Regions from separate parts of the Mus musculus genome. Here all the other regions are linked to region 2. A link is a loop called in an ENCODE intact Hi-C map of the cell type or tissue named here. Cell type or tissue: heart. All regions are shown on one strand.

What was found. Peaks named below come from ENCODE experiments on the same cell type or tissue, not always from the same donor. Only the 100,000 strongest peaks of a DNase experiment are listed, where the experiment ranks them.
Region 1: it touches region 2 in a loop (8-fold over the local background); 6 of 42 quality-filtered maps call a loop at or near these places.
Region 3: it touches region 2 in a loop (3-fold over the local background); 3 of 42 quality-filtered maps call a loop at or near these places.
Region 4: a loop joins it to region 2, with 8 times the contacts of the local background. A loop is called at or near these places in 8 of 42 quality-filtered maps.
Region 5: a loop joins it to region 2, with 2.2 times the contacts of the local background. A loop is called at or near these places in 3 of 42 quality-filtered maps.
Region 6: it touches region 2 in a loop (4-fold over the local background); 11 of 42 quality-filtered maps call a loop at or near these places.

Annotation. Positions count from the first base shown.
Region 1 is chr14:56,886,334-56,890,333 of GRCm38, forward strand. Zmym2 (zinc finger, MYM-type 2) reads left to right here and starts at 270. Exons shown (of 25, transcript NM_029498.4): 1 at 270-365; 2 at 1,462-1,524. In heart, CTCF peaks have their summits at 1,011, 1,836 (motif pointing left) and 3,633 (motif pointing right); DNase peaks (open chromatin) are centred at 78, 808 and 1,718; H3K4me3 peaks cover 2,158 bases; H3K27ac peaks cover 1,328 bases.
Region 2 is chr14:56,666,140-56,670,139 of GRCm38, forward strand. Mphosph8 (M-phase phosphoprotein 8) reads left to right here and starts at 2,109. Exons shown (of 14, transcript NM_023773.2): 1 at 2,109-2,425. The coding sequence starts at 2,213. It also overlaps the pseudogene Gm4032. In heart, no CTCF peak of the experiment used is centred here; a DNase peak (open chromatin) is centred at 2,052; H3K4me3 peaks cover 2,823 bases; H3K27ac peaks cover 1,793 bases.
Region 3 is chr14:56,811,206-56,815,205 of GRCm38, forward strand. Zmym5 (zinc finger, MYM-type 5) reads right to left here and starts at 259. Exons shown (of 8, transcript NM_001253753.1): 1 at 129-259. It overlaps 2410022M11Rik (RIKEN cDNA 2410022M11 gene), which reads left to right and starts at 784. Exons shown (of 1, transcript NR_152252.1): 1 at 784-2,694. In heart, a CTCF peak has its summit at 1,708; DNase peaks (open chromatin) are centred at 96, 586 and 1,576; H3K4me3 peaks cover 1,912 bases; H3K27ac peaks cover 1,503 bases.
Region 4 is chr14:56,775,400-56,779,399 of GRCm38, forward strand. Pspc1 (paraspeckle protein 1) reads right to left here and starts at 2,919. Exons shown (of 9, transcript NM_025682.4): 1 at 2,392-2,919. The coding sequence starts at 2,760. In heart, a CTCF peak has its summit at 2,284; DNase peaks (open chromatin) are centred at 2,252 and 3,002; H3K4me3 peaks cover 3,875 bases; H3K27ac peaks cover 2,089 bases.
Region 5 is chr14:56,791,794-56,795,793 of GRCm38, forward strand. Zmym5 (zinc finger, MYM-type 5) reads right to left here. Exons shown (of 8, transcript NM_001253753.1): 8 at 1-2,707. The coding sequence ends at 1,973. It also overlaps the pseudogene Gm4037. Among named protein-coding and RNA genes, the nearest start is that of Pspc1, 15 kb to the left of the region's middle. In heart, a CTCF peak has its summit at 1,674 (motif pointing left); no DNase peak of the experiment used is centred here.
Region 6 is chr14:56,574,067-56,578,066 of GRCm38, forward strand. Parp4 (poly (ADP-ribose) polymerase family, member 4) reads left to right here and starts at 1,553. Exons shown (of 35, transcript NM_001145978.2): 1 at 1,553-1,664. It also overlaps a transcript of Cenpj not described here. In heart, no CTCF peak of the experiment used is centred here; a DNase peak (open chromatin) is centred at 1,525; H3K4me3 peaks cover 1,563 bases; H3K27ac peaks cover 1,072 bases.

The DNA.
Region 1 (4,000 bases), 220 kb after region 2:
GGAGGGAGGGAAAGAGGGAGGGAGGGAGGGCCGGCCCAGCCCGCGGGGGGGGGGGGGCCGGTAGGCCCGAGGGCGTGGCCCAGGTCTGACGGACAGCCGCCGTGACTACCTCACCGAGGAGGGTCCTGAAAGAAGGCCGACTGGGCCAATGGAGCCTGCCCGAGGCATTCCGTGCCGCCCACGCCATCAGCCAATGAGCGTGCGGAGGGCGGGGCCTCTCCGGGCCCCGCCGTGCCACCGCCTCCTCTGCCTCCTCCTCACCAGCGCTAAAGCCGGGACTGGACCGAGCGGAGTTGTGCGTGTCGCCGAAGGGGGGTGGGCCGGGGGAGGGGAGGTTCGTTCCGCGGAGCTGCAGCCAGAACCCGGTGAGGCTTCTCCCCGCCGTCTTTCCTGTCGAGGGCCGCGGAGAGTGGGGGTGGCTGGGAGCAGCGCAGCCTCGGGAGGAGGAGGCGGAGGCGGGGGCGACTGGGGAGGCGGAGATGGGTGAGGGCAGCGTCGGGAGCCTCCCACCGAGCCGGGCTTAACAGCCCGCGGCGGCCGGTGTCGCGGCTGCTGCGTCGGGGCCTGAGGGTGCGCTGGGGGCCGCGCTGATGTCCAGGGCGGCTTCGCGTGCGGCCCGAGGGGTGAGGGAGCGCGGGCGCGGCAGGGCTGGCTGGGTGAGGCGGTCGCCGGGGGCGGGGGGCGCGGGGGCCTCGAGGTGCGGGCGGCAGCGGCCGGAGGTCGTGGGGTGTTTTCCTTTCTGTGCTGCGGGCGGCCGGGCGGGCCGGGGAGGGGCCCTTTGGCCCTCCCGCCTGGGGGCTGCACTCCCACCCTGTCTGTCCAACCGAGACCCCAAGTTTTCGATGGCAAGGGGTGCCTTTTGAGTCTTGCGGCGTCCTCTTCGTCGCTGGTCTCCTCCCCGGCGCTGTGCTGCGCGGCTCTTGCTCCTCACGTATTGTTTGGCTGGGTCTCTAATGGCGGACGGGGAGGCAGCGCTGCCGGTCTCGGACTGCAGGGGGGGCAAACCTCGGGCCCAGGGCAACTGCTTGGGGCAAATATGGGCAATATCAGCCCATCGTTGACATAAACTGGTTTTTACCTGTAAATTGGTGCTGAGTTTGACTGGAATAACCGTGGTGGTAATACTTGCGAGGGAGTGCAAGTCCCTTGCTGGCGTCGGGGCAATGTTTGCCCTTCCCCCTCCCTACCCCATAGCAGGCTTGGTGCCCTCAGGTCCCTTTCCCTGCAGATTGAGGCTTACACATGGGCTTTGGCTCCAAATAAAATATTTCACTCCACTTGGGTAGTAAGTAGTAGGCTGTTTTGCGTGGGCTTTGGGGTAATAATAGAAGGGCCAAACCTCCTTGACCCCTTAGTCCCTTCTCTGCCTCCTCCTGGTGAAATCGGCTTGGTGCTCCTACCAGATTGGGTGTTCATCCATTTCTCTCCCCCCCCCCTTTTTTTTTTTCTCTTTTATCCCAGGACCAGAAATTTCGTTCAACCCTATCTGGTGCATCTTTGGCAGAAAGTGAGGAAAACACCATTGTGAGTCCTTTTCTTCTAATTTGCTTATTAACAGAGGACGTGGTTGGATTATAGGGGTTCAGCTATAGGATTTGGCCCTCCTGGTTGTTCTTAAGGGGAGGAGCCTTCTCTTGGGTGGCAGCTGCTGTCGGGGAGAAACTCCAGTGATGCCTGGTGAGGCAGCTGGGAGTGGGCGCTGCTGTTTGCACCGCTGCAGACATCGCTTCTGCTGCTGCAATACCAACCTCAGCAACCAGACGACGGGCTTCTGCAGCTGCTCACGTTACCGGTGGGGAGGAGGGGTGTTGGGAAGGAGGGCATATTTCTGGTGCCCTCTAGAGTTACAGAGTGGGAATTAATGTTATTTGGTTTGAAGTGCATGCAACCATTTTTGACATTTTTCTTGTCATCATGGTTAATGGACCTCTGGTAATGGACAACTATGGAGAGCTGCTTAACTTTTTATGCCTGGTCTGAGTGACAGAATTTGACCATGAAGGTGGACGTGTTTCTAGATCTTTCATGTTCTTTGCATCTGTTGTTTTCATCTTACCAAGTAGATGCTGCTTAGACCTGTGCAGTCCTCTACTTAGTCTTTCATCTCTGGTGTTGACCAGTTCTCTATTATGTCACGCTTTTTATGGATTTCTAAAAATTTTTATAGTGTGTGAGTGCATGGTGTGTTTGTGTTGGTGCACATGCCAGAGCACCAGTGTGTAGGTCAGGACAACTTTTGGAGTTGGTTCTACCCTTCACTGTCTAATTGGTTCAGTGAATCCAAGCCAGGTTGTTAGGCTCATGTAGCAGGCCCCTCTATCCATTCAGCCATCTTGCAGGCCCTATCACTTATTTTGAGATGGCATCTAATGTATCCCAGGTTGACCTTGAACTTTTGTTGCGTAGCCTAGAATGACTTTGAACTTGTGATCCCTCAGTCTCAACTTCCCAAGTGCTATGACTTGTGTCCTCTTGTTATATTTATGTGGTGCTGGGAATCAAACCCAGCTTCCTGCACGCTAGCAAGCACCTCACCAACTATGCTACAGTTCTAGCCCCAAATATTACTCTTGAGCCCAGTACAGCTCCTGTTGTTACTTGTATACTTTTAAAGGTGTGTTATAAGTATAGATGCTTATGGTTACTTTGGATTTATTTATTTTGGTTTTTTGGGACAGGGTTTCTCTGTGTAGCCCTGGCTGTCTTGGAACTCACTCTGTAGACCAGGCTGGCCTCAAACTCAGAAATCTGCCTGCCTCTGCCTCTGGAGTGCTGGGATTAAAGGCGTGCGCCACCACGCCCGGCTTGGATTTATTTTTAATGTGTATGATTGTTTTACCTGTTTGAATGTATGTGTGACATACATGTACTTTGTGGCCAAGGATGTCAGAAAAAGGTATTGGCTGTTGTGAGCCACTATGTGGGTACTGGAAACTGTACTTTATAACTGCTGAGCCATCTCTCCAACCCATTGTTAAACGTTTTAAACTTGTATTAAGTAATTTAATCCACAGGAGAACTTGGTAGTATAGCTAATAATATTTTCCCCTTCTGAACACTGTCTTTACTCTGAATTTGCAGAGGAGGGAGTAGGCGTAGAAGGATCCTGGGAAGGACCCAGTGAAGCAGGTTCTGAACACAAAGCAGTGTGGCGACAGAGCCCACCATCAGCAGCTGGACTGGACTGGATTCTCATGTCGGAGATCTCAAACTTAAACTGAGTCAGAATAACCTTTTCTTGCTTGGAAGTGGAAACATAAAAAGTGCTTGAATCCTGTTCAGTTCTTTTAAAAAAAAAAATAGAAAATGCTAGATGGTGGTGGTGCCCACCTTTAATCCCAGCACTCAGGAGGCAGAAGAATCTGTGAGTTTGAGGCCAGCCTGGTCTGTAGAGTGAGTTCCAGCATAGCCTGGGTGACATAGAGGAACTCTCTGAGGGGTGGGTGAATAGTTAACAGTTGGTATTTATTTATTTACTTATTTATTTAATTTAGACTAGGATTATGGTCCAGACTGGCCTTGAGTTCACTGTGTAGCACATGATGTCTTTGGGGGGGGTCTTCTTTTTTTTTTAAATTTATTTATTATTATATCTAAGTACACTGTAGCTGTCTTCAGATACACCAGAAGAGGGCATCAGATCTCATTACCGGTGGTTGTGAGCCACCTCTCCAGCCTTCTTTGGGGGTATTCTTTTTGCCTCTTTTTCTAGTTGGTGGATTACAGGCATGTGCCACTATGATCTGCTTCATTTAGATTTTTTACCACCTTATTTCAACACCAGTATAGGCTGTTTGTATCAGTATAATTTTTTTCAGTATATGTCTGAAGGAACTTTATTATTATTGGAGATGAGGTTTTACGATATAGTTCTGGAACTCACTTTGTGGACCAAGGTGGCCCAAACTCAGAGAGATACACCTGCCTCAGCCTTCCAAGTCCTGGGCTTGCAGGTGTCCACCTCAGTGCCTAGCTCGACTATAAACCTCGAATGAGTGTG
Region 2 (4,000 bases):
TTCTTTTCCACCAATGGGCATTTGTGCCTGCAGTTTGAATTTTTGCTGGTTCACAGTATTTCTTTCATCTTTTTGGAGTGGAAATGGGGCCTGCATGGGGTACCTCAGTTTGTACTGAGGGGGTCTCTGGCAGACCAGCTGAGATAAGGTACACAATTTGGGGACACAAGAGGCTAGAGGGAGGCTGGAAGTAATGTCAGAAAAATATTTTCTTAAGTGACGTTTCCTAGCAGTATTGTATGCACATAGAACAATTGTTACTTATTCATAATCTGCACAAATAACTTCGTTATATCATTCTCTGATGTATGCTGATATGTCTATGTTGTCTTCCATCTATATCTGATATCTATGTATTAATCTATCTAAAGGTGTTTTTTAAACCAGTCTGGCTTTGAAGACTTCACTCTCCTGCCTCAGCCTTTGGAAGGCTGGGGTTATAGGAATGTGACCTGTTTTAAAGTTAGTATGTCTCTCTGGTGAAACTTACTCCACACACTTAGATTAATAAAGGAGAGAGCTCTTTAATAATACCATAAATCTGGCTCTGGATACTGCTCAAAGAGGAGCTAGTTGTGAACAGATTTTTTACTAACTTACACTCATTTTCGGCTTATACATGCCACATAAGCTATTATTCTGAAATCTCTTTCAGGTTCCAGATGCAGGTTACTCTTGGAACAATTTTAATACAGACAGGAGACTGAAAGTCTAGTCACTCAGGCAGATACAAGAGGTACACAGCGAAGATAGTCAGAATTATTTCTAAGCATATACACCAGTGTTGTTCTTTTCAAATAGTTGTTATTCAGGGTCCTCTTGCCTACCTACCAGCAGAGTTAGGCTTTTCCTCACAAGGGCACAGGGGATTTAATGGCAAACTAGGACTTAATGATAGGTGTGACTTGGGGCTCAGCCATTGAGCTGCCCCTTAGAGGCTTTTTTTTTTTTTTTTTTTTTAATAAGGTGGATAGGCTTAATGGCTGGTTGTAAGTTAGGGTTGTCTCCTTTTGTTGTGGAAATGGAGTCTAATTGGAGGTCAATCTTAGTGCACTAACGTTAACAGAAACTTTCTCAGCAACCCAAAACTTCAATGTTGGCACAAAAATGTCTTTCCTAGAGTTTGTAATAAGCCTGGTAATTCTCTTCCAATCATATCGCAGGCTCGCTTCCTAGTGACTCCTTTGTAGCATCAATATTACTCGTTTCTCTTGCATCAACCCCGCACCTGCTTCTGATATTTTCAATTCAATAAGAAGCAAGGGAACTTGGGAACAAACACATAGGTGGTTTTGGCTTGGTTTATCAGGTGTGAATGATCCAATTAATTAAGTATAGCCCAAATGGGGCCAAGCCAGGCAACCTGGGCTCTATCTTTTGAAGGAGAGAACCAACTTTTACTCAGCTACTAGGACCAAGCCTCCAACCATCACCTGCCAGACAAACGCCCTATCACTGAACTACTTTCAAAGCCCAACAAGTAAATCCCATAAATTATTACTTGATACAGTGTCTTGCTGTAAAGATTGGCCTTTCTCCTGACAGAAGAGAATACATATTGGGGGAATTCTCTCGCTATGTATGCCCTTGGAAATTAAACTCAGGTCCTCATATTTGGCGACCAGGGCCGTAATCTGCTGAACCACCTCCGGGTCCCTATTCTCTATCTATAAACGCTACTCACTAAAATGAAATATCCCTATAGGCTATATGTAATTGATTCGACCGCAGACGCCATATAAGCCAGCCAAAACCATACGAAAGGATTCCTGGGCAGCCATTCCGCACAGGCGGGTCTCGCTAACACTGGGGGTCCCTTTCCCAGAATCCTCATGGTCTCCTTCCGACAATCCAAACAACAGGTCTCCTCAGGCAGCGGGCGTCACCGGAGTTTGGGAGGTGAGGTGCTAGGACCGCCCCTCGCAGTCTCCCCAGGGGAGCCCTTCCGCTCTTCCCTGAGGCAGCGTTCTTCCTCAGAGTCCGTCGACCCGCCCATCCACTTCCCGTGAACTCCCCAGGGAGCCGGGGAGCGCGCCTTTGCGTGATTGGCCGTTCTGTGTGTCAATCCAGAGCTCGGCGCCCACAATTGGCTGGCTTGCCTCACGGTCGAGTCACGCCGCTGGAGCGGATTAGGGCGGAGCGGCAGGCGCGCGGTGCTGTCCCGCTGTGGGTCGCCGGCGGTTTTTCGCGTTGGTTTTGCACTGCGTCTGTGATGGCGGCGGCGGCTGAGGAGGGCATGAGTGCGGCCGCTCTAGTTATGTCAGTTCCCGACAGCATTGGCCGTTCTCCCGAGTCCGAAGGAGTTGGAGCAGGGGACGAAGAGAAGGACGCAGCCACCAAAGGAACGGTGGCCGTTGGGGACAGCGAGGAGGATGGGGAGGACGTTTTCGAGGTGGAGAGGATCCTGGACATGAAGTGCGAGGGAGTATGTGGGGGCTGAGCGGCCGGACAGGGAGTCTCCGGGGCGGGGACGGCGGGTTGGGAGAATCCGAGTGGGACGCCGAACAGCCTGGAACAGCTTGGGAGGACGGTGGCGGTCCGTAGGCGCAGACTGACATCCTGGAGAGGACCCTGGCCGCAGTCGGTGGAGGATGGATGCTTAGGGAAGTTCTAAGTGTTGTTTTGGCAGAAGAGACGAAGCGGTGACATGGAATGTTGAGAATCGTAGGATGCAAGGCAGCTGGTGGGAGACTTCTGTGGCCTTCAGCATTCGGGTATACGGTTAGGGCCATGGCTTTCCGTTAGGAAAGACTGGAGGATTCTCTACACCGTTGTCCCAATGTTTTCTAAAAGTAGAAAATGCTCCTTGGCTTAAATTCAGGAAATCCCATTCACACCGAGTGCCCGGGACAGTAAAGGTTTCCCAACCCAAAGTGTCCCTTTTCTGCGCGTTTTATGAGTGTAACTCAAGAGATTTAGAGTAAGCTTGAAAGGACAATCTTCGCACATCGTGCTTGAACACTTAACATCCTCCTTGCTGCGAATGTCGTCCCCGGGAGAAATTCTTAGTCTGTATTTCCAAGGCTTGGGATCCATCTGTTTGTGATACCTTTTCTCCCCTCTCTTCCCTTACCCGAGCTCTGCAGAAAAAGGTGCTTTCTCAGTTCTGTCCTTACTCTCTTACCTCTATTTAAGTCATTGTCTTTTATCTCTGTATTTGTCTTTTCTGCTCTAGATTGTGGGCTCCTTTAATCAGGGGATGTGGTTTATAATAATGCTTGAATCACGGACACTTAGTCCAGTAACAGCAAAGGCTGATTTTGTTGTTGCCGTTATCTGATACCGTGTACTGGACCCAGGGTTTCATGAATGCAAGGCAAGAGCTTTACCACAGAGATCTATCTCACGGCTGTGGGATTATTGAATGAGTAAACGAAATGGGAATTTGGAGAAAGGAGAAGATAAGGGCTGTAGATAGGAATCGTGCCTATACGATGGTTTTGTTTCTGTTGTATTTTCTGTCATTTGTTATCTGCCATATGCCAACTTTCATCTTAATTTTTAATCCATTGACAAACTTTTTTTTTTAATGGACTGCTGTTTACCCTGTGCCATGTTGGCTTGATGGTAGACATTTCTTTAAAGTGGTGCTTTTCTCTGAGAACTCCTGTTTTGTTTTGTTTTGTTTTTGAGACAAGATTTCTCTGTTTAGACCAGGCTGGCCTTAAAACTCAAAAATGTGCCTGCATCTGCCTCCTGGATGCTGGGATTAAAGACCACCACTGCCTGGCCTGATGGTAGAGATTTTTTTTTTCTTTTTAAAGACGAAATTCTAGCCTATATTGTTATTTTTATGTATATGGTTGTTCAGCCTTATGTCTGTCTGTGCCACATTTGTGAGCCGAGAAGAGAGCATTTGTTCTCCTGGAACTGAAATTGCAAATAGTTGTGAGCTGCCACATGGGTACTGGGAATGGATCCTAAATTACTCTTAGCCACAGAGACAATGGCTCCAGGCTCCCTCTGCATCTGCATACCCCACTTGGTCACTCCCTGCTTT
Region 3 (4,000 bases), 150 kb after region 2:
CGCTCGCAGCACAGAAAGGAAAACACTCTTCGACCTCCGGCCGCTGCCGCCCGCACCCGGAGGCTCTCGCGCTCCCCGCCCCGCGGCCGCCTCACCCAGCCAGCCCTGCCGCGCCCGCGCTCCCTCACCCCTCCGGCCGCACGCGAAGCCGCCCTGGACATCAGCGCGGCCCCCAGCGCACCCTCAGGCCCCGACGCAGCAGCCGCGACACCGGCCGCCGCGGGCTGTTAAGCCCGGCTCGGTGGGAGGCTCCCGACGCTGCCCTCACCCATCTCCGCCTCCCCAGTCGCCCCCGCCTCCGCCTCCTCCTCCCGAGGCTGCGCTGCTCCCAGCCACCCCCACTCTCCGCGGCCCTCGACAGGAAAGACGGCGGGGAGAAGCCTCACCGGGTTCTGGCTGCAGCTCCGCGGAACGAACCTCCCCTCCCCCGGCCCACCCCCCTTCGGCGACACGCACAACTCCGCTCGGTCCAGTCCCGGCTTTAGCGCTGGTGAGGAGGAGGCAGAGGAGGCGGTGGCACGGCGGGGCCCGGGGAGGCCCCGCCCTCCGCACGCTCATTGGCTGATGGCGTGGGCGGCACGGAATGCCTCGGGCAGGCTCCATTGGCCCAGTCGGCCTTCTTTCAGGACCCTCCTCGGTGAGGTAGTCACGGCGGCTGTCCGTCAGACCTGGGCCACGCCCTCGGGCCTGCCGGCCCCCCCCCCCCCCCCCCCCGCCGCCAGCCCCGGGCTGGGCCGGCCCTCCCTCTCTTCCGCCCTCCCTCCGTGCCCCCGCCCCGCCCCCACTCGCGGGGTCTGCCCGGGTCAGGAGCCCGAGTGGCGCTGCCCGCAGTTCGGCTCGCGCTTCGGCCCTGGGGGCGGGCGATATTCGTCGAGGCTTCCGGTGGGCCCGGGATCGGGACACTGGGTCTCGGCCTCCAGACGGTCGCCACGGCCCTTTGCGACTCTGCTCGAGGAGAGACGCGGCCTCGATGTCCCGGCGTCCTCCCTGTCCAGGCCCCCAAGACCCCGGCGACTGGCGAGCCCGGCAATGCCTGCGGCGGACCGAGGGGGCGAGCCCGGCCGCGGCCGCAAGGGGACTGGTGCGCTGGCGGCCGTGCAGGCGCTTCCACCTTGCCTGGCCCGTGGGAAGGGTGTCCCACCTCCGCCATGGCTGCGGCGGGAGGAGACGTCGGCCTCCATTTTGTGGGATCTGTTGGGAGAACTTGGGGCCCATCAGAACCGAACCCGTGGGGACGAGAAACTTGGCCCGGAACGAGTCCGATCGCGCTCTACCATAGGCCTTGTCCTCGGCCGCCAAGAGTTTGCGCGCCGAGATTGCGGCGGGGCCACAGGACAGTGGTGACCCCAGACTGCCGCCGGGCAAGATGGAGCCCCGGGCTCCCTTAGCGGGCTCGCGCCCCTGGGACCTGGGCTGTCTGGCCTTGGCCGTCGGTGCCTGGCCGAGCACGCGCTCTCCGGCCTGCCCGGCGCCTGTCCTCCACGTTTGCCGGGCCTCGGGCCATCGCGTGCCCTTCGCTTCATCCTGGCTCCGTGGGCAGTGACCCTCTAATGGGAGTCCCACCGGACGCATTCGGAGCGGAGCCGCTGGAGGGCGGCACGAGGGTCTTTTGTTCCTCGTCTATACCCATGTCTTTGGCAGAAGACTTGGTGCCGGATTTCCAGGACTCCCTGTAACCTAAGAAATGCACCTCGCCCTGGTGTTTGTTAGCGGGATTACAACTGATGCTTTTAGGTTGGATTGAGGTTCTTGTTACATAATATGTGAAAATATATGACTCTTAACTGGACTTGGTGGCGCATGCTTTTAGTTCCAACACTTGCAGGCAGAGGCAGTTGGATATCTGTGAGTTCGAGGCCAGGTTGGTCTACAAAGTGGATTCCTGGACAGTCAGGGCTACACAGAAAAACCCTGAGTTGAAAAACCAAAAGAGCAAAAATATATATGAGTCTCTCTTTTAAGACAATGTCTAGCATAGTCTGGCCTGGAACTCTGTGATCTTTCTTCTGCCTTTGCCTCTCTCTTCCTCTGCCTCTGGAGCATTGGGATTGTAAGCATGTCACCACTGCTTTCTTGGTTTAGGCTTAGATATGATTTGAAAACAAAATCCCACACCTCATAGCACAGGAATGGAGTGCCAGTATTAAAGGCACAGAAGTAGCAGAATCAGTTCAAAGCTGACCCAGGATACATTAACTGCCTCAAAGAGAAAAAACAAAACAAAACCACAAAAACCAGGCAGCTGAGTGGAAGGCTATTAGATGGCTCAGAGGTTATGAGTGCTTCCTGCTCTTAAAGACTACCAGATTTGTACCTTCGTGGAGCAGTTTCCAACTGCCAGCAACTGCAGTTCCAGGAGATCCAAGCCCTTTTTTGGACAAGCTCTTCTGGCCTACCTACACACATAGATGTACAAATACATTCATGAGCACATATACATATCTCAGAGTTACAGAAACCGGAGTTTTTTTTTTCAATATTTAAAACGCACATCCCCTTTTTTTCTCTTCTGAAGTATGATAAAAGCATGCTCATTGGATGACAAACATATAACCCTAAGTCATGTTTCTTGTCCGTGGGTTGATTGGTGGGAGAGTTAAGTAAGCTTTTATATTACATAATGCTTTACTCTCTGGACGTTACCAACATCACCAGCATTTTATTTAAGTCTTCAATGGCTGAAAATAAATGTGTTAATCATAGTAACATTTCCACGACTGCTGAAGATGATAACCATCCCCCTTTCTCTTAAGCATTTGGAAATACAAAACTGTAGGTCCACTAAGTTGATTCACAAGGATTCTCTAGGTTTGGAGAGACTAAATGTTTTTAGGCTTGGTAGCTACAGGCCATATGTTTTCTGAAGCCCCATTTCCACAATTCTCTAATATTAGTACTGTTCAAAATTAAAACTTACCTGTTTCCCTTAGTAATGACAAGAATGAACGCTGTCCCTTTAGTGTGCTGCTGTGTTGAGTGTGTCAGTTTGATGCTGCTATGCAAGAGTTCCACATACCATAAATTAGAACTACAGTAGTTTATGTGGCTAGTGCTTTTAGAGGCTAGAATTTCAGTAGGGAGACACATCTGGTAAGGGACTCTGGAAGTATTGCAAGTGCTAGAAAACAAGGGCAGGAACAGAACACTCCAGTAACTCACACTCATAAAGGAGCCACTCCTGCAATAGATACTTAACTCTCAGAATTTCACCATATGTCCACCTAAAATGGTAGAATGCTTAAGACCCAGGTGTCTCTCAATGTGTCAATTCCCTTTGCAATCTCAGCAGCCAATAAGTAATATGGATTTTGGAAGGGACATTCAAAGTATAGAGTTTTGAAATTCTGGAACAAAGTTTACTCATTAATAATTGGTGCTTTCATAAATTTAATGTCAGAATTGTTCGAGCTGAGTCTGGTGGCTCTCCATGGCCAACACTCAGTAGGCAGAGGCAGGCATATTTCTGTGAGTTTGAGGATAACCTAGTCTATGCAGTGAGTCCCAGGCATACCCGAGCTACATAGTGAGACCCTGTCTCATAAAACAAACAAAAATAACAGAACTTTTTCTAAAGTTGTAACGATTCTGTGAGAGTAAACTCCAGAGCAGTGTGATGTAGCGACATCGGACTGAGCTTTGCAGTAGCAGACCTGTACTCAGCATCTGTTCAGAGCTGGGGATGATGACCTAGTGACTGTAACACCAGCACCTGGGACTGTGAAGCAGGAAGACTGTGAATTCAAGGCCTGCCTGGCTTCCATAGATCCTGTGTCAACAAAACAAAACGTTAAAAATGTATAAGTTTTTCAAAATAAGCCCCAGGCATAGTGATACAGCTTGTAACCCATATCTTTGAAGACAGAGGCAGGAAGCTGGAAGACTGAGCCCAAGTCTGCAAAATAATGAGATGTCTCAGAAATAAAATATTTTTCCTCAAGAAAATACTGAAATGTTACAAAAATTAAGAGACTAGTTAAGATAGGGCATACATTTTTTTGAA
Region 4 (4,000 bases), 110 kb after region 2:
TCTTTTTCCCCACCCTTTATCTCCCGGGGTTCACACCCTATCACTAGATAGGAAAGAAAGACTAGAGAGAGGAAGAAAGAGAAATTCCTAAACCTAATTTCTTTCTTCTTTGGTTTCTTCCAACCACTAACAAACCACAGACAACTTCCATGAACAGCCAACACCTACAATCCCCGCCTACAGGGTTCTAGTATTTATATACCCTCGGAGACGATCCCAGAATTCCAAATATCACACAATCCTAGAAACTATCTGCAGCTGGCAAAACTATGCTTTCCTAGAGCAGGAGGCAAATCATAGTCAGCTGCTACAGACAGCCCCATAACCCCACACCTGGGATTTAAAAAGCACATTCTTATGATATTTCTGTATTTTTTACAGAAACCAAAAATCCACTCACTACACATAGTGGACACATACATGCAGGCAAAATATGAACACATATATTTTAAAGTTGATAATACATTTTTTTTCAACTTTTCAAGACATGGTTTCTGTATAGACCTGGCTGTCCTGGAACTCACTCTGTAAACTGGGCTGGCCACGAGCTCATGGAAATCTGTCTGCCTCTGCTAGGACCAAGTGCTAGGACTAAGGGCGTGCACCACTAACACCTGGCAAGATAATACATTTTTTAAAAGTACTTCTAGGGGCTGGAGAGATGGTTCAGCTGTTAAGAGCACTGACTGCTCTGCCAAAGGTCCTGAGTTCAAATCCCAGCAACCATCCTGAATGAGATCTTCCGCCCTTTTCTGGGGTGCCTGAAGACAGCTACAGTGTACTTACATATAATAAATAAACCTTTAAAAGAAAAAGTGCTTCTAGAGGAGTACTGGTTACAACTCTAATCTCAACACTATGAAGGCTGGCTATGCACCCACCCTGTCTCCCTTAAAAAGGGGAGTTGGGAAATCTCTAGAAATACAAACCAGGCAAAATTCATATCAGTTTTAAAGCCATTCTACTATCTACTTATTAAGTCACTGTATATCAATATTTATAATCACACATACTATACAATTATATGTATTTCCAATTGAAACATAGACTTAAGCAATACTTAGAATTTATAAATTTACCTGCTATGCACAGAATTCAGATTATACTGTAAAATTACTTAAGAAGATTAATTTCTGTAAGTTAACTAGTTTCCAATTAACAGGTCTTTTTATTCCTACACAAAAAAACTCTGGGTGCCAGATTTAGAGGAACACATCTTCCGTCATACCCCCATCCTGCTTTTCAGACAGAGTCTCTCTATTTAGTCCTGGCTGTCTTGAAACTTGCTATGCAGTCCAAACTGACCTGGAACTCACAAGAGATCATCCCACCTCTGCCTCCTCAGAGCTAGGATTAAAAGTGTGTGCCACTGGGCTGGAGATGGCTCAGAGGTTAAGAGCACCGACTGCTGCCGGGCGGTGGTGGCGCACCCCTTTAATCCCAGCACCCAGGAGGCAGAGGCAGGTGGATTTCTGAGTTCGAGGCCAGCCTGGTCTACAAAGTGAGTTCCAGGACAGCCAGGGCTACAGAGAAACTCTGTCTTGAAAAACCAAAAAAAAAAAAAAAAAAAAAAAAAGAAGTATGCGACTTGCAATTAACATATCAGGCATAAGCTTGGTGGTGGTAGCGCAGGTGCGCCTTTAATGTCAGAGCTCGGCTGGGACAAGCAGATCTGAGTCTGAGGCCAGCCTAGTTTACAGAGTGAGAGTTCCATGACAGCCAGGGCTATATAGAGAAACCCTGTCTGGAAAAACCAAAAATAAATGAATGAATGAATGAATGAATAGTGCTTCAAGCCGACAAACTAGGCATTTTTTTTTTTTACCTAATTGGATTTTTTTTCTTTACTTAAATTTAAGAGGGTATAGGATAATATTTTAATGCTAGGATAAGTCAAATACACGGTAGCACCCACCCTTGGCCCCAATTACTCTCAGGAGTTTGCAGACCTGGATGGCTTAGCGTAGACAGCACGCAATGCAGAGACAGAAGGCGAATACTTGCTAGGATGCAGAAGAAACCCCGGGCCTTGAGCATGCTAATGCTGGGCCAGGTTCTGCCACAGAGCTACACCACTCGACACATCCCCTTGAAAGCAAAAGGAAGCTGTGGATCATTCTGGTGAGGGAACAAATCCGCTGCTGAAATTCCTCAAGTTCATCCCCAATTCACCTCCGTGACAACAAAATTTGTCGCGCAAGACCGTCCACCCAGACGCCGCTGGTCCTCCTTGACCCCGCCCCCTGCGATAGCAGCGCGCTCCCGAAGTGAGCCCCGGGCGACCGGCGACCAGCAGGACAGAAGCCCTGCGGCGCCCTCACGCCAAACCGCAGCCCCCGCAGCTTTTTTTTGTTGTTGTTGTTGTTTCCTCGCGCCCCGCCGCAGACTCACCAGGCGGATGAAGCCGAAGCCTCGGTCGCGGTTGATGAAGACCTCGCTGGGCTCTCCGTAGCGCTCAAAGAGGCGCTTGAAGTCCTCCTCCGTGATGTCTGTGGGCAGGTTACCCACGAAGAGGCGGCAGCGCTGCGTGTACGTCTTCTCGCCCGGCTTGAGGAAACTCTTGATGTCGATGGTGAAGCCCAATTCCTCGTCCGGGTGCTCCTCGGAAGGTGCGGGTGGCGGCGCCTGCTCGCCGGCCAGCGTCAGCGCCATGGCCGCCGCGGCCACCGGTTCGCTCTCTCCGGCCGCCGACTCCAGGGCGCGAAGACGAGCCGGGTTTTTCTCAATACGTACTTGCTTCAGGTTTCCTCTTAACATCATCTTAGCAAGTTCGCTTGGGATGCTGGATGAGGCCTAGACGTCAAGGTACACACGTCTCCACATGTATCTATGGAAACGAAGCAAGGAAAGCCAGGTAACGGAGGGAAGCCCAGCCTCCCCGCAATCACGCCCGCGGTGGCCGAACGCTCAAAATGGCGCTGCTTCAAACTGCAGTTGGAAGAAGAGACGCGGGCAAGAGTCCCGCCCCTCCACGGCGCGCCTGCGCAAATCCCATACCCGCGAACCGTTTGCTAGCATGGCGCGTGCGCAAACTGTGGCGAGCCTTAGAGTCCACTCCTAGGGACATCGCAACCTAAGATAGTGCAGACTATTGGAGGAGGGGGTTGTTTTGTTTTCTTGCTCTATGCAACTGGAAGAGTATGGACATGTATATCCGAGGCTGACCTTAGCTTTCGACCCTCCGGACTCAGCCCTGGGACACCTAGGTCAGACACTACAAGTGAAGTGTTAGTACCAGTACACTCCATCCTGGCCTAACTATATAACCCTTGACCTGCGTTGCCAGGACAACGACCCTCAATCCCACAATCCACTTGGCTCAGTTCCCACCCTCACTGGTGTGACGTCATTTTCCGTATAAATGGGGGGGGGGAAGGAATTACCACCACCCTTCTCTTTCTCTCACCCCTCTTTCTTTTTCCTTTTCTCTGCCCTTCTACCCGCTTCGCCGCCCCCCTATCCCTACACAATAAACCTCTCCCACGTGGAACCACCTTGGCCTGGTCTGCTGTCTGGTCTATCTGCTCAAAATATATGTAGATTAATATTATCTGATATTAATTAACATATCATGAGGAACAAAGTATATGTGTACAATACGGTGTGAAAATACAATAATTTAGGGAATGTATTTGCCCTTTTAAATATTACGGCAACTATCATTGAATGGAAAAAGAAAAACTTGCATGTTATCGGCACTGGGTAGACAGGGAGGAAGATAGGCAGTTCAAGGTCAGCCTGGGCTACACAGCAAAGTGATATTAATAGAAAAAATGCTTCCTTTCATTTTTCTTGAGACAGGGTTTCTTTGTATAGCCCTAGCTGTCCTGGAACTCAGAGATCCACCCACCTGTGCTGGGATTAAAGGCATGAGCATATTTATACACAGCACTTAATAAAACAAATTTTCGAGGCAATTAAAAACACCTTTTAACAGGTATGGTAGCTTACACCTGTAATCCTAGCTAGCATTTGGGAAGCCAGAAAAAAACTAACAAAA
Region 5 (4,000 bases), 130 kb after region 2:
TAGGCCATTGTTAATGACACTGTTTTGCAAGAAAAGCCCTAAAGAGGAAAACAAAGCTCACGTATCCCTAAGAATTTAACAGATGATAAAATTAACATCAGAAATCAGAAACAAAAACAAACAAACAAACAAACCCAAAAAACTATCAAATGCATGATCAGGACCATAGATGGCCATCAGAAAATTTGCTTCTTCTTTAGGAAAACGTCAAATGACCAATGAAGCTGGTATAGCTCGAGTGCTTGGAGGCCCAGGGAGCTGTAGTAGTGGTCATGGCCGTGGTGCTCTTAGAGGTAGGACAGGAACAAGCTGGACTACCTGGTCAAGGACATGAAGACCAAGTCCCTGGAAGAGACCTGCCTGTTTGTTCTCCCTGCCCATTAGGAAGTCTGAAGTTGACTTTTTACTTAAGGATGAGGCTCTAAAGACCATGCCAGTGCAGAGAGCAGACGAGGGCTGAGCATCGGTCCAGGTAAAGGCTTTTGGGGACTACAATGGTCACATTGGTCTTGGTGTTAGGTGCTCTAAGGAGGTAGCCACTGCCATCCAAAAGGCCACCATCATCTCGGCCAAGCTTTCCACTCTCCCAGTGTGGAGAGGCTACTGGAGAAACAAGACTGACAAGCGCCACAGTTCTATGCAAGGTAACAGGTGACTGTGCCTCTGTGTTGGTACATCTCTTCCCTGTCTCCACGGACACTTGTATTGTGCCTGCTCCTGTGCCCAAGAAGCTATTGCTGGTGGCCAGCCAGTACTGATTACTGTTACCATCAGTCAGGGGTTGCCCTGCCACCCTTGGCAATTGTGTTGAGGCCACCCTAACACCTACAGCTACTTGGCCCCTAGCCTCTGGAAAGAGACTGTCATCACTAAGTCTCCTTTTCAGGAATTCAGTGACAAACTTGTGAAAACCCACAAGAGAATCTTCATCCAGAAGACCCAAGCTCCAGTTGTAGCTACCACAAGTTTTTTCTTTGTTTTTTGAGATATGTAGCCCCAGTTGTCCTGAAACTTGCTCTGCACACCAGGCTGGCTTTGAATTCAGAGATCCACCTGCCCCTGCCTCCTGAGTGCCATCATTCTCAGTTTCATATAAGTAAGGGCTTTTACACAAGAAAACAAAAATAAATCAAGTCTGAAGAAATTTTTTTTTAGATTCATACTTTCTCAAATTTCACACATAGAGTATACTTTCACAAGAAAAATTAACAACACTGAAAAGTTAACTATATATACATACATATATATATGTATACACACATATACATACCACATTTTAATTCTTATATTTATACTAATAACTATATATTCTTTATAATTCTCATAACAAAACTAAAACATTTACACATTAAGTTGGAAACAGAAATATAAAATCAATAAAACACAAATTACTTCTATTTACCACAACAAATAACTGTTTTGCACAAAAAATGTTTTAAAGAAATAAAACTCAATTTGGTTTAATAACAAACAGCTGTTGCTTCTTAAGCTGTTTGAATGCACTTTCTTCTTTTTTTCCTTCTTTTTGGTTTTTCAAGACAGGGTTTGTGTATACCTTGGCTCTCCTGGAACTTGCTCTGCAGACCAGGCTGGCCTAGAGCTCACAGATATCCAACTCTCTGTGTCTGAGTGCTGAGATTAAAGGTGCACACCGCCACCATGTGGCCTGAATGCATTTTCTTTAGCTTGTTACATATGCATCTTGCCACCTCTTGCTCTTAGGCCATTAAGTGCAAGTTCTCCAACAACATTTTACAAGGTGGAAACCCTAACAGTGACAAAGCTCAAACTGCCTTTGCTAAAGTCTGCAAGAATGACTACACTCTCGAAAATTGCTTTTAGGTTTAGAACAGGAGCATTTTTTACTATTTGTTTGCTGTTAGACATATTGCTAATGAGCTCCTGTAAGGTCCTCTTACACAGTGTATGTCTGGGTACTGCAGACACTGCCATAAGTAGAGCAGACAGGACATTATGTGTACAGTAGCTGCACACAATCTTCCCCACCTTCTGTAGCTTCATTGGTTTTATTTTCCAAGTCAGACTTTAATTTTGAATACTTAACACTATTGTTGATGTGCATTTCACTTTCGTCATGTTTACTAAGAAGATGTGACAAATGATGCCAATCTTTGCACCCATTCTCATTTCTCAGTTGGTTTTTTCCTTCCCCAAAGAGTCTGCAATACAGGCAAAACACAGAGTCTTTCGAGGCTGAGTAGAGCAGCCAGGGTCTGGTGCCCTTTTCACCATTTGGAAGAATTCGGGTATAATACGTTTCTGAAAACTTCTTGCCTGCACTATCTTTTGGAAAATTAAAATTTCTTATTTGAGGTGGATTGTTTTTGACAAGAAATTCACGTTGTTTCATATTCAAAATTCGGGGCCATGAACCTGGATCCAAAGAAGGTAAAATGGACATATCCAATTCCTCTGAATTTTTGTCTCCTAGTTGCTCTTTAAATGTATCAGATATTACTGCCACAGAACAAGGTAAATTCACATTTTGTTCCTCTGATGATGTATCTAGGCTACAGTCTGCTGCGACTTTTATTATCTCTGAAGACTTTTCCTTTTTTTCGGGTATGTCTCCTGTGTTTCCTGAAAGTGTACCTGATGATTCACGTAATCGTTTTTCATTTTCTTCTCTGATAGCATTCCTTTTTCTATTTTGTAAAAGCAGTAGTTTTGATTTTGCTTCCATTATCTGTAAGGAAATACATTATAATTCATTGGCATTTTAAAAGTTGAAATAAAGACATAAGAGCAGGCAACGGTTCGCTATTAGCCAGCAAAGACATAAAGCATCCCACGGCATGCACTTGGTGTACGTATACACATGCAGTGAAGCACTCCTAATCAGGATGGCTACAACTGAGAGACAGTGACAAATGAAAACATGATGTGACTCAGGCAAAATTAGAACATCACTAAGGGCTTGGTGGGACTGTAACATGTTGACTCATGTCAGTTTAACACAAGCTGAAGTTATCTAAGAAGAAGGAATCTCAGTGAAGAAAATGTCTCCAAAGCAGAGAGGTGTAGCACACATCTTTAATCCTAGTTCTTGGGAGGCAGAGGCAGGCAGATGTGAGTTCCAGACTAGCTGTGAGTTCCAAGATAGTCATGGAAACTTTTAGTAAAAGCCTAGTTTCTAAAACAAATAAAAACAAAAACTTTTTTCAAGGCAGGGTGTCACTATGTACTCCCGACAGTCCTGAATCCCACTATGTAAGATCAGGCTGGCCTGATCTGCTTGCCTCTGGACACTGCCATGCCCAGCTATTTACACCCCCACACACACACACCCCAACCCCCCGAGACAGGGTTTCTCTGTGTAGCCCTGGCTGTCCTGGAACTCTCTCTGTAGACCAGACTGGCCTCAAACTCAGAAATCCACCTGCCTCTGCCTCCCGAGTGCTGGGATTAAAGGCTTGCACCACCACACCTGGCTATTATTTTTACATATGTGTTTATGTATGGGACATGCACATGTGCACATAAGTATATGAATGCATGCACTCTTGAGCATGTTTAGTTTTAGAATGACATTAGGTGTCCTAGGCCAAACACATGGTTACAAAGGCAGCCCTAGTTAAACTCAGTTCATTACAAAACAAAAGACAGTGTGGCAGTTTGAATGAGATCTCCAAAAAGGCTTTGAGGTTTCAATATTCCTACCATTTCCTTGCCTACTGCTACAGCTGCTTCCACCTCACACTCTGGAATAGGGAACCCCAAATAAACCCTTTCTTCTATAAATTGCCTTAGTCATAATATTTTATCACAACAACAGACAAGTAAGTAATAAAACAAACATGAACATAGAGAAGGGATATGGAGGGGTGAGGAAAGTTGACAAAGTAGAAATAAGGGCAAGGAATGAGCATAATAAAAAGAAAATATATGACCGGGCAGTGGTGGTGCATGCCTTTAATCCCAGCACTTGGGAGGCAGAGGCAGGCGGATTTCTGAGTTCGAGGACAGCCTGGTCTACAGA
Region 6 (4,000 bases), 92 kb before region 2:
ACCCCCATTGATAAGCTGTGCCAAAACCATGAGTGGCATCATCCCATGGGCTAAGGACCTGAATGGAATTAAAGGGAAAGCAGACAATACTCATCATTTCACTTATTACCCTCTGACTGTGGGCAAGATGCGATCAGACACCTCCTGCTCCTGCAGTCAGACCTTCCCTGCCATGAAAGACTGTACACCCTAGGACTGTAAGCCAGCACACCCTCTCCTTCCAAAAGCTGCTTCTATCAGAGCAATAAGACAAGAAACTAGTAGTACAGTAAAAATGTCTCCTTTTCTGCTTTGCTTTTTAAGAACTCACTAAAGATCTTTGACTTCTGATCCTCCTGTCTGTACCTCCAGTCTGTAGGGACTACACACATATACCACCAACCCTGTTTTTAATACAGTATTAGGGACTGAACCCAGGGCTTCACACAGCACTTTAACCTGCTGAAGCATATCCTCAGTCCAGTAAAGACGTTTCTAGGGAGGGGGAGGTGGCTCAGTCCCTAGAGTGCTTGCCTGGTAAGCATAAAGACCGGAGTGTAACACACCCCCCCACCATTTTAAAAAGGAAAAAGCTGGAAGCTGGCTAGGTGGCTCAGTGGGTAAAGTATTTGCCCTACAAGCCTGATGACATGAGTCCTATACCCAGTCATGTCAAAGAAGAAGAGAAATCATAAGCACACATATGTGTATGCATGCAAACAAATATAGTATATTATATATACTATATATAAAGCCATATAATATACATATAAAGCCACACATAATGGTATGTGCTTGTAACCCCAGTGCTGGGAGGAAGAGACTGGTAGATCCTTAGTGCTCACTGGCTACCTAGCCTAGTACACATAATAAGTTCCAGATCATTTGGCACCTGAGGACAGCACCCAATAAATCATGTCACCAAAATTCACCTTTTACATTCAATTCTCTAGTCTAGACCTTATAGTCTCGTTTCATTCATCATATTCTGAAATTATTAATGGAATTATTTCTAAATCAGTCCCTACTCAGTACATTTCTGATTCTAGCGCCCAGGGCCCACACATGTGAAGCAAATAACCAGCTGAGCTGTCTAGCCCTAGACCCATCGTTTGAGCGTCTCCAATTAGTGATGGATGCTATTGTGCGCTTCAAACTCAGAAGTTCTCATTTTCTTCCACTGTTGCTGCTGAAAATCGAACCCAGGGGCCCACAAATGTTAGCCAAGCTTTCTACCAATGACCTAGCTCTTCAGTCCTAAATTCTCTCTGATGCCCCTTTGGGAAATTTGTTTCTTACCTGCCCTGGGATTCCAGCACCCTATTTAACCCCAATCCGTAATCATTTCTCTGTCAAAAGTCCCCATCCATCAAGTCTCCCAGATTCGAATTTTGGGTTTACTCCTACTGGCAATTTACACTCTGAAAAAGAAAGTGAAAGTCCTGAACGCTAGGCTGATCTGGAAAGCTGAGGCCACGCCTTCTCCCCAGCTGGACAGTCGCAGGACATCCCTCTAAGGGGCGTAGGTCCGGTGTTCAGGAGCCGCAGCCACGGTCCCGCCCCGCCGCGCCCCACCTAACCCGGCTGCGCCTGGAGCGGAAGCACCAAGGCTGGAACGCTGGCTGCGGAGCACGGAGGAGGGGACCATCCGACACCAGGAAGGGCCAGGCGGGATCTCCGAGCAGGTGCGTGGGTACCCCAGGAGGCTGTCTGACAGCCCGAGGGTCCCCGGTAGTCTCTGGTGGTCTTGACCTTCTGAGGCCTGGCTCAGGGTCAGCGGCCCTAGGAGGGGAGTGCCAGGGGAGGGGAGGTCAATGTTGACTGCGCCATCAGACCCACTGCTGTTTTGGGAAAATAACTGCAACAGAACGCAACATTTCTTTACTTTCTGAAAGTTGAGGAAACTTTTGGTAGAAGAAAATAACTCATTGAGGTCTGGAGTTGAAATTTAGCCGAATCTGACTAAGCTCCGGGTCCTATTAAGACAAAAAATAAGTAAAAAAGATGGGGTGAGTTAATTTGCAGTTTTAGCCAAGACTGGGAATAGAGAAATTCTTAGTCTGTCTAGGCCTTACCTATGGCAGTTACAATTTATGTTAATGAAAAAGGGGAAGGCCAGGAAATCCGCCCCACGTAGATTTGTCCTTAGGTTGGATTTATGCCTCTGTCCTACTAAAGGTACTTCCGGTGCTATGGCTATTCTTGGTTGTTAAATTGACGCACCTGGAAAAAAATGAACCTCAATTGAGAAATCGCCTCCGTCAAATTGACCTCTGGGGTGTGTCTGCAGAGCATTTTCTTGATTGCTAACTGAAGGAAGAGAGCTTAGCCCACTGTAGGCACCGCTTCTGGGCAGGTGGTCCTGGATTGTATGAGGTGAGCAGAAACAGAAAGCAAGCCAGTAAACTGCGTTCTTCCTTGACCACTAATTAATCTACTCACTTTACATGCCAATCACAGCCTTTAATCCAGTCAGTTCCTTAAATTGTGCTACTGTTATGAATAGTAAGTAAAAATATCTGTGTTTCCTATAGTCTTAAACCCACTGTCAAAGGGGTCAAGATTGAGAACCACCGGCTTCCACGTTCCTGTCAGGGGTTCATGCCCTGACTTTCATGTTTGACTGTAAGCAGTGAGATGAGGTAAGGAAGAGTAACAACAGGATCAAAGCTGGGATCTGTCTCAGGGCAGCCAATAGGAAGACGGCTTGTGATGGGCTCCCCTACGACACGCTGAAAGGAAGAAACGTGGGTGTTCACTCCCTAGCGAGGCAGCCTTCTCTCTCCACTGTGCAGTTTTTTGTTTTGTTTTGTTTTTTCGAGACAGGGCTTCTCTGTATAGTCCTGGCTGCTCAAGAACTTTTTCTATAGACCAGGCTGGCCTCAAGCTCAGAGATCAGCTTGCCTCTGCCTCCTGAGTGCTGGAACCAAAGGCGTGCACCACCACCACCACCACCACCACCACCACCAGGCTCGAGTTTGATATTTAAAAGCTATTGGAAATGACTTTTTTCCCTTCAGGTCTTTTTGACACGTTTGTATTTGGTTCAGTGAAAGGATGCCTATGTTTTGTTTGTTGGTTTTTTTCTGCTACTTTTCTAAAAGTGTTTTTCAAGTCTAAGGATTTTCTGGTAGAAGCCAGTCATGGGGGCACACCCCAGTAATCCTAACACTCTGGAGGCTACAACAGGAGGATCACCATGAGTTTGAGACCTGAGCTTCACAGTGAGCTCTAGGCCAGCAGGTACAGATTGGATCTCAACATTATACCAGGCCGGTGAGGTGTAGTGGTACACACCTTCAAGCCTAAGACTCGGGTGAGAAAGAACTCTGAGATCGAGCCCAACCTGGTCTACATAGCAAGTTCTAGGCTAGCCAAGGCTAAAAAAAATGTAAAGCAAACCAAACAAATTCACTAAAACCCAGCAACACATAGTGTCTGGTGGGGTCTTTAGGATCTTTTGAGGATTGCATCGTGTCATGCAGAAATAGGGGTGAGTTGGCCGTTCCCTTTCCCATGTCTGTTTCTCTTATTTTCTCTCTTACTAGTCCAGTAAGACTTCTAGCACCATATTCAAAAGAGTGGAGAATGGCCACCCTTGTCTCCTTTCTAACTTTAGAGGAAATTCCCCATGTAGTGTGATGTTGGCTACAGGCTTGCCGTATTTAGCTCTTAAAACATTGAGGTATGCATTTCTTCTGTCTCTAGTTCTGCAGGGGCTTTGTCATGAAGGATGTTGGACTTTGCCAAAGGCCTTTAATGTGTCTACAGATGTGGTCATGTGATTTTTGTCATTACATCTCTTCAGCCCTTGTACTATATTCATAGGTGTGGATGTGTTGAGCCAATCTTACATTCCTGAGATGAAACTAACTTTATCACAGTGTTCTTGAAATGGATTTACAATATTCTTTAGAAATTTAGTGGTTGTTGGAGAATTTGGGCTGTTGTGTCCTCTCTGGTTTGCTGTGCTGTGGCTTTGTAGGATAAGTGTGGTAGTGTCCCTTCCCTTTCTACTTTG